Regions from separate parts of the Homo sapiens genome. Here region 1 is linked to region 2. The links are chromatin loops, found by intact Hi-C in ENCODE. Cell type or tissue: gastrocnemius medialis. All regions are shown on one strand.

The links. A loop is a pair of places that touch in the nucleus more often than their neighbours do. Peaks named below come from ENCODE experiments on the same cell type or tissue, not always from the same donor. Only the 100,000 strongest peaks of a DNase experiment are listed, where the experiment ranks them.
Region 1: a loop joins it to region 2, with 4 times the contacts of the local background. A loop is called at or near these places in 17 of 110 quality-filtered maps.

What each region holds. Positions count from the first base shown.
Region 1 is chr18:21,190,581-21,198,580 of GRCh38, reverse strand. No RefSeq gene overlaps it. Among named protein-coding and RNA genes, the nearest start is that of GREB1L, 48 kb to the left of the region's middle. In gastrocnemius medialis, CTCF peaks have their summits at 3,016, 3,219 (motif pointing left) and 6,368 (motif pointing right); no DNase peak of the experiment used is centred here.
Region 2 is chr18:21,608,315-21,616,314 of GRCh38, reverse strand. It overlaps SNRPD1 (small nuclear ribonucleoprotein D1 polypeptide), which reads right to left and starts at 4,001. Exons shown (of 4, transcript NM_006938.4): 1 at 3,872-4,001. The coding sequence starts at 3,885. RefSeq lists an enhancer at 3,853-3,942 and a silencer at 4,203-4,252. In gastrocnemius medialis, CTCF peaks have their summits at 3,885 and 4,094 (motif pointing left); a DNase peak (open chromatin) is centred at 4,094; H3K4me3 peaks cover 1,929 bases; H3K27ac peaks cover 1,547 bases.

The DNA.
Region 1 (8,000 bases), 420 kb after region 2:
AAGGTGCTGCTCCTAAGGCACATCCATCAGCCTAAACTTTCATCATTTTCCCTGGTAGTGTGAGCAGAGGACTACTAGCACTTGAGGGTTTTTTAGGCTCTTAGAAATCTACAGGACTCTTATCTACTTCACAACAAAATCAAATGCCATGCAAGATTGTGGCTTTTATATCAACCATCATGGCCGCAAAACATAGATAATAGATATAGATAATCTCTATATATAATTGTGTGGACTTTTACATATACTATATATAGATAGTAGTTTGGATTTTTTTTTATTATTACTAAAAGTGGTACCTAATTTCTCCGGTTAATTTTGAGAAATGTTTTATGAGTCTGAGGATGCAATTTTAAAGACAATCGAGCAAGTGCTTTCTAAAATTGTCCACTTGGCTCAGATGAGTCTCCATGTTTGAGTGCATTTTAGACTAGTTCATTGAACATGATAGAAAATGTCAAGGATTCAAAATCTCCCAAACACTTGAAGTTTGTAAGTTATTCTTGTGAGTATCCACTTGAGAACATTTGCAGGGAAGAGCAAGCATCAAAGGAATTGTAGTTTGGTTAAAAACAAATAAAGAAACAGATTGAGTCCAGAAAGAACTGGGGCTTGAGCCCTGCAGTGTCACATACTGGTTATGTGGGTTTGGGTAGTTTCTTAACATCACTGACCTCAGTTTCCTCAGCTGTAAAACAAGAGAGCAACACCTACTTGATAGGGTTGATGTGAAGACTAAATAAGTTAAATGGGAAAGCACAGAAAGTGCTCAGCTCAGCCACTGACACATAAAATATATTCAATAAATGGTAACCAATGTTATTAAAAATATATTAAGGAAGCAATATCTAAGGCATGACTCCTATTTATAATGTTGGCTACCGTAATCTGGACAGTTGTTCCCTATCTCTTCTGTCCAATCTTGGAAAAAATATTTTTGGAATAAGAAATGAAAAAATTTTTAATAGTTTTACACAAACTATATTAGAAAACAAATTAACTTGAATTTAGAAGCAATAACTTCTGTGCCTTAAAAAGGGTGCCTAAATATTATTTTCAGATAGTTATATGTGTTTATAATGTTCCTCCCCTGTGGTAAACTGAGGATGGAGGAATAAATTGAATCAAAATACATGGTGAAAAATAACTGGATTCAGAAGACCCTGAGAGACAAAAAAAAAAAAAAAAAAAAAGAAGCAGATGATAGGAACACTTCATTCCAATCCCTTAAAATGTGATTCTCAGTTTCTCTGTTAGATCCAATGACAAAAGAAGCATATTATCTAGGCTCAGGCTGGCTGGAGATTGATCTGCTGAATGGAGCTAAAAACAAATTTCCAAGAAAATTTAATAGATTGACCTTCCCTATACCATACCAATAAATTTTATGGGAGAAATTACCCCTCTTTAATGAAAGGAATAAGATGTTGCTCCATTTCTAACTTAATCCGTGTAAATCACCCGGGAAGGGTAGGCTTGTCCAGTAAATGTTCTCCAATAAAATGAATTGCAAAGAGGCTAGACTATTTAATAACAAGATGAAATTTTCAGTTATTTGAGGAAGCTGCATTCACTATATAACAAAAAGCGTTATTACCACAGGAGAAATACTTTCAAGATTCACTGTTCTTTCACTAATATAAATAACTCCTTTTGGGCAGTTCGGATTATTTAGAATCCAATAGAAAAAGAACATTGCTGGTAATATCTGCTGTAATAGAAAGCAATATCAAATCCTCTTTTCTGGAAGCATAGGATTGTGATGGCTAGACAATGTTCCTACAATTCGTTGCTTAAACTGTTTCATGGTTCTTTTTACTATATGAACTTTCTTAGATTAGTTCAAATTTGAGGAGTTTTTACCTGAAGTTGTTCCTTAAGGGTTCTATGTAAAATAGATTTAGAATGGAGTTGGCCTCTTTCCCAGAGCTGAGGGCTTATAGTGGCTTGGGCAGCTTGGGCAAAGAGACCATTAAGAAAATTCTTGTGGTAGGAGAGAGGCAGTGGCTTGGACCAAGGTGGTGCCAGTGGAGATAAGAGTAGTGGACAGATTATATATATATACACACATTTATATATATTTATATATATATATTTATATATTTGTATATATATATTTTATTTTTATTTTTATTTTTTTTTTGAGACAGAGTCTCGCTCTGTCTCCCAGGCTGGAGTGCAGTGGTGCGATCTTGGCTCACTGCAACTTCTGCCTCCTGGGCTCAAGTAATTCTCCTGCCTCAGCTTCCCGAGTAGCTGAGATTACAGGCACCCACCACCACGCCCAGCTAATTTTTGTATTTTTATTAGAGACGGGGTTTCACCATGTTGGCCAGGCTGGTCTCGAACTCCTGACCTCGTGATCTGCCTGCCTCGGCCTCCCAAAGTGCTGGGATTACAAGCATGAGCCACTGCGCCCGACCTAGAGATATATTTTGAAGGAAGAACCAGTAGATTTATTTGCTAATGATTTGGTTATAGATTATGAAGGGAAGGGAAAAATTAGGAATACCACAAAGTTTGAGGCTATAATAATTGAATGGGAGTGGAGCCATTTACAGAGCTGGTAAACTGGGAGAGTGTTAGATTTGAGAAGGAAGATAAAAGGTAACATGATATGAGTCTTCTGTGTATAAGAAACATCTAAAAAAATTAAAATAATTAAAGCACTATCAAGCCTTTGCTTTTGAAAACATGTTCTAAATTTTTTTCCATGATATAGTATTGTTTTGGTGTAATCTTCAGACCTCTTTTAAACTATTTAACACTTTGATAGCTCTACAGATAATCATAATAGATCATAAAATATTTACTACTCATTTGTATTGCAAAGGGTTAGTTTATCTTTTATGAAGATTAAAAGACAAATTTTTCAGCCCTCTCTCCAAGTTCCATTATTTTACCCCCCAAAACACAATTAATTACATGCTTTTGAAAATCAATATATTTGTTTCAATAGCAGTACTAACTGGGATGGCAGGGCTAAGCCAATTTATTTAATGGAGTAGTTTTTGTTTTGGGATTGAGTGATTCCTTGTTGAACCTGCATACATATAAAGACTTGGTTTCATTAAAACAAACAACAAACAAACAACTTCAGGACAGAAATGCTTTTATTTTTAACTCTGAGATTTAACCAGGAAAACGACAATTTTAAAAGCTGAGTTTAGACGTAGAATTAATAGCAACTCATTTGCTCAAACAAAAGATAAGAGTGCCATCTAGTGTTCATTAGGAGTATCTGTAACTTGGACTACTATTTTCTCAATTACAGCAGAAAAACAAATGAGGGGAGACAAAGGAAAAAGACCACTGTGATAGCCACAGCAATTGAAAATAGGGACATGATTCCTGAGAGCTCAGAGAGGGGCACCAGATCTGAATTTAGAAATTAAGAAGTTGCATCATGAAGTAGCTACCTCCTGAGCTGATAAAGGAGGAACAGTCACAGGTGACAAGGGCAGGAAGAGCACTGATGTCTAAGACATGAGTCAAGGTGGGAAATCAAAGAACAACATAATTTTGTGGGCAAGTTTAACTGCTTGAGATAAAGCAGTGGAAAGTGAGTGCCTGGAAGGAAGGCTAGAGACGGGAGCAAAGCTGAGATCAAAGAGAGTTTGTATTTTCTATGCAATGGGAAGCCACTCAAGAGACAGCCTTTCATGGTGGCCCACCCCTGTAGTACTAGCTACTCGGAAGGCTGAGGCAGGAGGATGGCTTGAGCCCAGAAGCTTGAGGCTGCAGTAAGCTATGGTCATGTCACTGCACTTCAGCTTGGGTGACAGAGCAAGACCCTGTCTCTAAAAAAAAAAATAAAGATAAAGATAGAAAACAGAGAAACAGCCTTGCAATTCAGATACAACCCTGGCACCATATGGGGGATGTATTAGGGTGGGAATTGAGACTAAAATTATGATGTAATTATAGTAGATGATGGTAGTAGTAAGCAGGAAAAAAGGATGACTCAAATAATTGGAAGAAAAGATAAATAATTAGGTTTGATGGCTGGATGTCATCTTTTAGAGTTCAGATAGATTATATTTTTATCAATTAACATTTTAAAATTCTATTTAAAAGAGTAAAGTTAGTGGGAAAGATGATTAATTTCATGTTGACAAGTTAACCTTGAGCTGCATGGGAAATAGTGATGTGTTGATGCTAACAGGCAATTGAATATCTGGTTCTTAAAGCTTTGAGGAGAAGGTTAAGTAGAAGATATAAATTCATTTTCATCAGCACAGTGGTGGTTGCTGAAACAATGTGAACAAGATCACTCAGGAAATATATATAGTATAAAATAAGAGCCTGGATAGAAAAGACATTACTAATGCTTAGTTTAAAAGAATGATTTGAATTTGGATATGTTCAGAATATATTAGAAAGAAAGGAGATAATTTCTTTAATCTCAAATTATAATTCACTGATGAGGATCAGTGTTTCAGAAGTTCCCTGTTGAGGTCTATCTATACAAATATTCAATGAATACATTTTCTATTTATGAACTATATTAATCAGGACCCTTTCAGCAAAGGATAGGAGCTAAAGTTGCAAAATAGTTCGAAGAGTTGCTCATATCCTTCATCCAGCTTCCCCTAATGTTAACTGACATATTATATAATTTTAGTACAATAACTTGACAATTTTTTATCCCAGAAAAGATGGTATCCTTTCTAAAACATTGTGACATAAATTCCTGGTCAATTAAGATGAGATGTGACTATTATATTCAATAGTATTTCCTTAGAATTAAAGAACAAATTTAAATCTGGAAGTTCTTAAAGTCAAGGACATTTGACATCTTTGCTCTTTTCCAGTTGTATTTTAGATAAAACGTTTGCTTGTCTAGATAATAAATTGGGCTGTTTTTCCTCCCCTAGAGTACTGATGAAAAGTACCACAATAATTATTGAATAATATATGGGAAATGTCAACAGAGAAATGGAAACTATAAAAAAAGAGCCAAACGGATATTCAACAACTGAAAAGTACAATTTCTGAAATAAAAACATTCACTGGCTGGGCTTAATAGTGATTGGGGATGGCAGAAGAAAGGGTCAGTGTGTTAATCTGAGTTTTCTGAGAAGTAGACACCAAGAAGAAACCAAACATGCAAGGATTTCTTTTTATTGCAATAGTTTTTGGGGAACAGGTGGTTTTCTTGTTACATGGATAAGTTCTATAGTGGTAATTTCTGAGATTTTGGTGCACCTGTCACCCAAGCACATACGCTGTACCAATGTACAGTCTTTTATCCCTCACCCCCTCTCTCCCTTCTTACCAAGCCTCCAAAGTCCATTATATAATTCTTATGCATTTGTGTCCTCATAGTTTAGCTCCTACTTATAAGTGAGAACATACAATATTTGTTTTTCCGTTCCTGAGTTACTTCACTTAGAATAATGGTCTCCAAATAATGGTCTCCAACTCCATCCAGGTTGCTGCAAATGTCATTATTTTATTCCTTTTTACGGCTGAGTAGTACTTCACAGTGTATATATACCACATTTTATCCACTTGTTGGTTGATGGACACTTAGGCTGGTTCCATATTTTTGCAATTGCGAATTGTGCTGCTATAAACATGCATCTGCAAGTGTCTTTTTCATATAATGACTTCTTTTCCTCTGGATAGGTACCCAGTAGTGGGATTGCTGGATCAAATGGTAATTCTTTTTTTTTTTTTTCAACAGAGTCTCACTCTGTCATCCAGGCTGAAGTGCAGTGGCATGATCTAGGCTCACTGCAACCTCTGCCCTCTGGGTTCCAGCAATTGTCCTACCTCAGCCTCCCAAGTAGCTACAACTTGTAGAAACTACAAGTGCCCACAACCACACCTGGCTAATTTTTGTATTTTTAGTAGAGACGGGGTTTCACCATGTTGGCCAGGCTGGACTCGAACTCCTGATCTCAAGTGATCTACCTGCCTTGGCCTCCCAAAGTGCTGGGACTACAGGTGTGAGCTACCGCGCCCGGCCTGGATCAAATGGTAGATCTACTTTTAGTTCTTTAAGGAATCTCCATACTGTTTTCCATGATGGTTGTGCTAGTTTATATTCCCACCAGCAGTGTAAAAGTGTTCCCTTTTCACCACATCCATACCAACATTTTTTTTTTTATTTTTAATTATGGCCGTTCTTGCAGGAGTAAGGTGGTGTCTCATTGTGGTTTTAATTTGCCTCTCCCTGATAATTAGTGATGTTGAGCATTTTTTCATATCAAAACTGCAAGGATTTTATTAGTGGAAACACTTGCGAGAGAAAATGGAGACAGAGCTGGAGAAGATTGGGACAACCATCAGATTGTAACGCAAGTCTGACCCCAAGTGAAGAGAGGTTTGGAAAGACAACGGAGAGTCCTTGAGTCAAAGCCAGCCAGCAGAGGGCTCCAGTGTCTCCCAGGAGCAGGCTTCCCTTAGCTCCCTGCCACCGTCATTCATGTCAAGCATACTCCAGATGCAAATGCAGCAATAGATTTCAGAGCACAGTAGCTATGGCCTGTGAGCAATTATAGTCCCTGAAACTGGAGATCTGAGAGGTATATTCTTGTGGCTGCTGCCATTGACCACTTCTGCTCCACAAAGTCATGTTTCTACATAAGTGCGAGGAGCAACTCCTTTATAGCTCCTGCCAGCCTTTCTTCCTGAGGGGAAACTCAGAAGAGAGAAGTTAGTGTGATAGACAATAGCCCCTGTTACCATAGTTGCTCTCGGGGGCCACAGTTGGAACTCATCCTATCCCTCCTCTTCATCCCATCTGACTGGATCACAGATTTGTCCACCAGTCCTCTGTCCTTCACATAACAATCCTGCCTTGGTTGAGCATTCAAATGTCTTCGGAGCTCTACAACTCTAACAATGAGGTCTTTAGCCTGTCACTCAGCTGGGCCTACCATTCCTCTGTAGAAATAAGGGCTTCTTTGTAAGCTCTCACTGAAGATCTGTGGCTTGTCTCTAAATTTTTGCTAATAGTCGTCAATCCCTCATTATCCTTCTGCAGAATGTCAATGCAATTTAGCAATAACCAGCCAACTCCACTGACTTTGTAGGTATTGTTTCCCCATATTTTTCAAAAGTCTCTGTTTTTTTGTTTGTTTGTTTGAGATGGAGTCTCACTCACGCCCAACCTGGAGTGAAGTGGCCCTATCTCAGCTCACTGAAAGCTCCGCTTTTCGGGTTCAAGTGATTCTTCTGCCTCAGCCTCCTGAGTAGCTGGGATTGCAGGTGTGCGCCACCATGCCTGGCTAATTTTTGTATTTTTAGTAGAGATGGGGTTTCACCATATTGGCCAGCCTGGTCTTGAACTCATGGCCTCAAGCGATCCACCTGCCTTGGCCTCCCAAAGTGCTGGGATTACAGGCGTGACCCACTGTGCCTGGCCTCAAAATCTCTGTTAACTTACTTTTTACAATATTGCTCTCCACTGATACAGTTTCTCAGTTCACCACCAGTGAAATATTCCACAATAGAGCTGCTGTCTTTTTCCAGGGGCTCTCTTTGCTCCACTTGCCAACAGAATAGCATCCTGTGTGCCTGCCAGGTAGTGGGTGAGTCAACCCCAGAGCCTCACCTCACTGCGTGTTTTGTCAATCCGCCCATGATTTAACTTATTTTATTCAGGTGTCCCTTCAGAGCAAATGCTAAGACTGGATTAAACATGAAAGGCTTTTATTCAGGGAAATTATCGTTATAGAAAATGAGGGGGAAGGGAACTGGGGAAGGCTGTGGGAACCTCCAAGTCTGTCCTGGAGTGAAGGGGAGAGGGAAGGAAGGTTAGGTGGAAGCTTCCTAGACTGTCTTGAAATCCAGGGAAAATTCAGCAAGGCCACTGGGGAGTACTTGAGCCAAAGTCAGCCATTAGAGGGGCCCTTAAACGTTTGCCATACTCAGTGTTTGAGTGGGTGCAGCCTGTGGGAAGTGCGTCCTCAGCACAAACATAGTGATGAATTTCAGAGCGTGGCAGCTCGGACCCTCAGTCAATTATGCTTCCCGTAGCTACAGGCTTG
Region 2 (8,000 bases):
CAGGACACAGATCTAATTTCTACAACTCTGGGCTGGGCGCAGTGGCTCACGCCAGTAATCCCAGCACTTTGGGAGGCCAAGGCGGGCGGATCACGAGGTCAGGAGATTGAGAACATCCTGGCTAACACGGTGAAATCCCGTCTCTACTAAAAATACAAAAAATTAGCCGGGCGTGGTGGCAGGCGCCTGTAGTCCCAGCTACTCGGGAGGCTGAGGCAGGAGAATGGCGTGAACCCAGGAGGCGGAGCTTGCAGTGAACCAAGATCATGCCACTGCACTCCAGCCTGGGTGACAGAGTGAGACTCCGCCTCAAAAACAAACAAATAAGCAAAAAACCGACTAAACCCTAAGGAGATACCACTACATACCCACTAAAATGGCTAAAATTAAAGACTGAGCAAACAACACCACATACTGGTGAGGATGTGGACCAATTGTTATTCTAATATATTGTTAATGGAAGTGTAAAATGGTACAACCACTTTGGAAAATGGTCTGGAAATTTCTTAAAAAGCTAAACACATAACTATGTTACAGTCCATCAACTCCACTCGAGTATTTACCCACGAAAATTTGTTTCCCTCCAAAAACCTGAAGAATATTCAACGTAGTTGTAAACAAAATACATAACTTTTTATTTTATTTTCTTGTAATTTTTTAAAATACGGAGCTTTTTTTTTCTTTTTTCTTTTTTTTTGAGACGGAGTCTCGCTCTGTTGCCCAAGCTGGAGTGCAATGGCGTGATCTCAGCTCACTGCAATCTCCACCTCCTGGGTTCAAGGGATTCTCCTGCCTCAGCCTCCCTTGTAGCTGGGATTACAGGCACCTGCCACCATGCCCAGCTACTTTTTTGGTATTTTTAGTAGAGATGGGGTTTCACCATGTTGGTCAGGCTGGTTTCAAACTCCTGACCTCAGGTGATCTACCCGCCTCGGCCTCCCAAAGTGCTGGGATTACAGACGTGAGCCACTGCGCCCGGCCTAAAATACAGAACTTCCAAACACACAATGCACTAATATCCAGTAATAAAAATGAACACATTACTGATACACTTCACAATGTGGATGAATCTCAAAAACATGTAACTAAAAGAAGTTTTACGCAAAAATACTTTGTGATTCCAAATATATGAAATTCTAGCGCAGGCAAAATTCATTTCTGGTGGAAGAAACTGGTTGCATCTAGGGGTATGGAGCCAGAGGTTGCCTGGGAAAGGCTTGAGGAAACTGTCTGAGGTTTTGGTAATGTTACTTCTGTTGATATGGGTTTAGGTTACAAAAGTGTTTACATTTTTCAATAGCAGGAAATATACACTGCATTTCATTGTATAAGATATTTACCTTAAAGAAGGAAAACAAAAATCCATGAGTGGGATAAAAAGGGCCTGAACTTAATGGTGGTGACTGGAATGAAAGGCTACTATGGGCAGGACAAATACACAATTATCCCTCCCTAACTGAGCCCAGGAACCAAATGGATTCAAATTATTTTCAGATGAATCTTTCACTGTCTGAATTCTTTCCACTTAGTGAAACTTGGATATCAAATAGTAACACAGTGTCCCTCAGTATAAAACACACTATTTGAACCCAAAAACCAAACAGGATAATGTGGGTCACTTTTATGAAGTAGGTAAAACTGGCAAAATTGGCAATGTATCAAATGTCAAGGACATCAGGAGAGAAAAAGTCAAGCTCACCTCCCAGGTTTTTGGTTAGGGTGACAGTGAGAATAAGGATGACAATGCTGCCAACTGAGATACAGAAATAAATCTACTGAAAATGCAAACCAGTTAGTCAAACAATCATTTTCTGGAGGAAAAATACATTCTCTGGTAAGAAAAAAAATTTGTTTCTATATTTTACCTAAGACACAAAACAGGATTCAGTACAGGTATTAAAAATTACTGGAAAATTGTCATAACATGCAGTATCTTTAAAGGGAACAAATGGAATCCAAGGTGTATTACACAAAATTGAACTATGAGTGGATTAAGATTCAGATTGGCAGGTATGGAGAAATTTCAAAAAATGTAATTTTCTTTTTTTGAGACCGAGTCTCACTCTGTTGCCCAGGCTGGAGTGCAGTGGTGCGATCTCAGCTCACTGCAACCTCCCAGGATCAAGTGATCCTCTTACCTCAGCCTCCTGAGTAGCTGGGATTACAGGCGCCCGCCACCATGCCCGGCTAATTTTTGTATTTTTTCGAAAGAATGGGTTTCACCACGTTGGCCAGGCAGGTCCTGAACTCCTGACCTCAGGCGATCCGCCTGCCTCAGCCTCCCAAAGTGTTGGGATTACAGGCGTGAGCCACCACGTCCAGCCTAAAAAATGCACTTTAAATTCTATGACTTCCTATCCAAAGTTATAGTTCAAATAAAAATATACCAAAAATTAACCTTAAATGTCTTTTGTACCAACTCCTCCCTGAATATAATTTTTTTTTTTTTTTTTTTTTTTTGAGATGGAGTCTCGCTCTGTCGCCCAGGCTGGAGCGTAGTGCCACGATATCGGCTCACTGCAACCTCTGCCGCCTGGGTTCAAGCGATTCTCCTGCCTCAGCCTCCTGAGTAGCTGGGATTAAAGGCGCGCGCCACCACGCCCCACTAACTTTTGTAATTTTCGTAGAGACGGGGTTTCACCATGTTGGTCAGGCTGGTCTCGAACTCCTGACCTAGTGATCCACCCGCCTTGGCCTCCCAAAGTGCTGGGATTACAGACGTGAGCCACTGCGCCTGGCCTCCTCCCTGAGTGTTGAAGGCTTTTATGTGTTATTTAAAACGTTTCAAACAAACGTTACTTCAGACGTTATCTACTTGTCTGTCATCCCCACTAACCAGAAAACTCCAACAAGGCAGGTACTCTGCCTTTTAAAAAATCCTATTACCAGCGCCTAGTATGTAACAGGTGCCCAATAACTATTTAGCGGATATTGACAATCCTTGACTCAACAGGAAAAAAACAAGCTAAATATTTATAATTGCTGGCTTAGCTATTAGAAACGTCTGCCTCTGTTCCAGGCTTAGTCTCAAGGAAAAACACCAAAACCAAATCTACTTGCAGGTAGTTTAGAATTATTCACATCAGCAAACAAGTTTTCAGAAGACTCACCTAACTGACAGGGTCTATTTATTTCTTAAGAAATAAAACAGGAGAACTATATATTATCTGAGTAATCAGCCACAATTACGTTGTGATAATTTCTGCCCTATATTGGGAGATTTTCCTAAATAAAAAGCCTACCTTAAAGGGAAATAGAGGTGGAATAATCAATCACAAATCTAAGGAGGATAAAAAGGTAAACTTAAAAATCGGCCGGGCACGGTGGCTCAAACCTGTAATCTCAGCCCTTTGGAAGGGCGAGGCGGGCAGAAAGCTTGAGCCCAGGAGTTCGAGACCAGCCTGGTCAACAAAGTGAGACACCATCTTTATTTAAAAAAACAAAAACTTGTGAAGCCGGAAGTCCTTCTCTGATTTAAAATATTTTGCAAACAGGTTTGTTTCCAGATAAGCTCATACAGCTTTCTAAGTACTGTTAAGCAGGACTGGGGAGTTCCACTCAAAAAGAAAATGAGTAACTGTAAGAGGGAGATGTGTCCCAGGAGGCGCTGCATCTTTAAAGCCTCTAAGTCACTAGGCAGGAAGAAAAGGCTCGGCCTTTATACCAATCTCTTGGAAGACACGCGGGATCCGCGAGCGACCCAGGCGGAAGCCCAGGCCCGAGCACGAGCTGCGGGCGCAGTAAGGCCGGCCGTTAGCAGGCCGCGCACACGCGGCTTTCCCGCCTCCTGCAAATGGGAGAGCCCAGCCTTCCGGACTCCGGGCCAAGCCCTCCCTTCACAGCCCCCAGAGCTGCTTGGTCACTCCCTCACCTCACGAGCTTCATCCTAGCGGCGCCGTCACCCTCTGGGTCCGACAGCACACAGAATCCTTCAACCGAACACTGACCGACTGCAGTATGAATGGCCGGAAGCGCCTACTCCAGGGGCTCCGGACGTCAAGAGCGCGCGGAGCACTGCAGGCGCATGGCGGAAACGCCGAGGCTGCGCTGGGCCGCACTCTCTTCCGGCCGCGAGGAGCGCGACTGCGGCCCCTGGCGGCTGGAGGTTGCCTTGCGACGGCTGAGGGTATCGAGGGCTGGTCTTGGAGAAAAATGTCCTACAAGAGAGGGAGATTCGAAGAGATTAAATCCAATTAATAGGACTGTCGCATTTTGGGAGGCCGAAGCGGGGGTATCACCTGAGGTCAGGAGTTCAAGACCAGCCTGGCCAACAGGGTGAAACCCCCGTCTCTACTAAAAAGACAAAAAATTAGCTGGGCGTGGTGGCGGGCGCATGTAATCCCAGCTACTCGGAAGGCTGAGGCAGGGGAATCGCTTGAACCCGGGAGGCGGAGGCTGCAGTGAGCGGAGATCGCACCACTACACTCCTGCCTGGGCAACAAGAACGAAACTCCGTCTCCCAAAAAAAAAAAAAAAAAAAAAAAGTACTGTCACCATCACGTTTCTGAACAGCAGGGCACTGTGAGTGCAGCACCTAATACAAATTCCTCACTGAACGGAAAGAAGGTCTTAGAGAAGCCCAAAGTCTTATGCTGATTCTGTTCCAACACCAGGAACCTAGCATTGCTTACTGTACCTGAAGCAAATCACACAATGGGCCAGGCGCTGTGGCTCAAGCCTGTAATTCCAGCACTTTGGGAGGCCGAGGCGGGCAGATAGCGAGGTCAAGAGATCGAGACCATTCTGGCCAACATGGTGAAACCCCGCCTCTACTAAAAATACAAAAATTAGCGGGGCGTGGTGATGCGCGCCTGTAGTCCCAGCTATTCGGGAGGCTGAGGCAGGAGAATCGCTTGAACCCAGGAGGTGGAGGTTGCAGTGAGCTGAGATCGTGCCACTGCACTCCAGCCTGGCAACAGAGCGAGACTCCGTCTCAAAAAATAATAATAATAAAAATAAAATCCACAATGTAGCAGATTATTTTCACTTTAAGTTCCAATCTATAAGACAAACTTTTCAGTCTTCATCTTTCTCAACATCTCATCAAAATATATATATTTTTTATTTTTTTGAGATGGAGTCTCACTCTGTCGCCCAGGCCGGAGTGCAGTAGCGCGATCTCAGCTCACTGCAACCCTTGCCTCCCGGTTTCAAGCCATTCTCGTGCCTCAGCCTCTCCAGTAACTGAGATTACAGGCGCGCATCACCATGGCCCGCTAATTATCGTCTTTTTATGTATGTATGTATGTACGTACGTATGTATGTATTTTGAGACAGAGTCTCCCTCTGTCGCCCAGGCTGTAGTGCAGTGGCGCGATCTCGGCTCACTGCAAGCTCCGCCTTCCGGGTTCACGCTATTCTCCTGCCTCGGCCTCCCAAGTAGCTGGGACTACAGGCGCCAGCCACCACGCCCGGCTAATTTTTTTGTATTTTTAGTAGAGACGGGGTTAGCCAGGATGGTTTCGATCTCCTGACCTCGTGATCCGCCCGCCTCGGCCTCCCAAAGTGCTGGGATTATAGGCGTGAGCCACCGCGCCCGGCATTATTGTCTCTTTAGTATGTGAGCTTCATCAAAATTTAACACAAACACTCCCCTTCCCTCTTTCGGGTTTCAGGATGCCAAGCTCACCTGGCCTTTTTCCTTATCCTACTAACTACTCTTGCTTTGTTTTGTTTTGTTTATAGACAGGGTTTCTCGCTCTGTTGCCCAGGCAGGAGTGCAATGGCACAATCAGGGCTCACTGCAGCCTTGACCGTCTGGGCTCAAGCTATCCTCCTGCCTCAGCCTTCTCAGTAGCTGGGACCACAAGTGCGTGCCACCATGCCCAGCTAATATTTTATTTTTTATTTCGTAGAGAAGAGGTCTTACTATGTTGCCCAGGCTAGTATCCAACTCCTGGGCTCAAGAGATTCCACTGCCGTGGCCTCCCAAAGTACTGGGTTTACAGGCCCAGAGCCTCCATGCCCAGCCTCTAACTACTCTTTCTAAATCTCCTTAGCTGGTTCCTCCTTCCCTATGGAGCCAATACATGTCACAGTGTTTCCCGGCTTGTGGCTGTAGTCTTTTTATGTATACTTTTTCTTTTAACCTGGTAATCTCCTCCAAAACCATGACTTTGATTTGTATCTCTAGCCTAGACTTCATCGCTGATCAACAGAACTCTTAGATATTGTAAGACAATACTTATCGGCTGGGCATGGTGGCTCATGCCTGTAATCTCAGCACTTTGGGAGGCCGAGATGGGCAGATCATGAGGTCAAGAGATCGAGACCATCCTGGCCAACATGGTGAAACCTCGTCTCCACTAAAAATACAAAAATTAGCTGGGCGTGGTGGCGCATGCCTGTAGTCCCAGCTACTTGGGAGGCTGAGTCCCAGCTACTCGGGAGGCTGAGGCAGAAGAATTGCTTGAACCCGGGAGGCGGAGGTTGCAGTGAGTGGAGATTGTGCCACTGCGCTCCAGCCTGGGCGACAGAGCAAGACTCCGTCTCAAAAAATAATAATAATAATAAAAATTAAAAAAAATAAAGTTTCCCCAGGTGAGTCCTACACACATTAAACTTTGATAAATATTGCCCTTTTTTTGTTGTTTGAGACTGACTTGCCACGCCTGGCCAAAACTTTATATTTATTTATTTATTTATTTATTTATTTTTGAGATGGAGTTTCACTCTTGTTGCCCAAGCCGGAGTGCAATGGCACGATCTCAGCTCACTGCAACCTCTGCCTCCTGGGTTCAAATGATTCTCCTGCCTAAGTCTCCTGAGTAGATGGGATTACAGGCACTCACTACTGCGCCCAGCTAATTTTTTGTATTTTTAGTAGAAATGGGGTTTCACCATGTTAGCTCGGCTGGTCTCGAACTCCTGACCTCAGATGATCCATCCACCTTGGCCTCCCAAAGTGCTGGGATTTCAGGCTTGAGCCACCACGCCCAGCCTGGAAACTTTAAAATGAAAATCTGATTCAATCGTTGTGGGGCCTGAAATTCTGCAGTTCTAACAAGCCTTCAGTTGATGAAGCTGCCCCTACTCTATACACATCAATTTGAGTAGCAAGGCTAAAACGGATATTTGTGTGTTGCCTTCTCAACATCTATTCCCTTGTCTTTCCAAATGTTTCTAATATTCTTCTTGTGATCCTTGTGGTCCTAAGAAAGCTGACTCTACCCTTTTAATACTCCATTCCATTACTTGTTCACAGTAGGTTTGGGATCTAAGTTGATCCAATTGGACCTTTAGAGGGAATGTTCTTTTCTTTTGTTGTGAATGGAAAGGGAGTAACCCCTGGAGCTGTTGGGAACTTCCTTACAACCAGGAGAAGAACCAATTTCAGGACATAGTGTTGTTTGTTTCTTTGTTTGTTTGTTCATTTAGACAGGATCTTGCTCTGTTGCCCAGGCTGGGGTGCAGTGGTGTGATCCTAGCTCACTGTAGCCTTAGGCTCCTGGGAATAAATTGATCCTCCCACCTCAGCCTCCCAAAGTGCTGGGATTACAGGGAGCCACTGTGCCCAGCCAAGGACAGAGTTTATAAAAAACTAAAACCTGTGATGACATCAATGAGCCCCTAGATAATGAATACTGCCTGAATGTTGCTATTTAGAATTAAATAGCCAGCCCTGCAGTGCATGCCTATAGTCTCAGCTACTTGGAAGGCTGAGGCAGGAGAATCACTGGAGCCCAGGAGTTTGAGGCCAGCCAGGGCAGCACAGGAAGACCCTATCTCAAAAATGAAAAAAATTAAATAAAATTTAAAAATTCAGCTCCTCAGGCCAGGTGTAGTGGCTCATGCCTGTAATCCCAGCACTTTGGGAGGCCGAGGCAGGTGGATCATGAATGAGGTCAAGAGATCAAGACAATCCTGGCCACCATGGTGAAACCCCATCTCTACTAAAAATACAAAAAAATTAGCCGGGCATGGTGGTGCATGCCTGTAGTCTCAGCTATTCGGGAAGCTGAGGCAGAAGAATTGCTGAAACTTGGGAGGTGGAGTTTGCA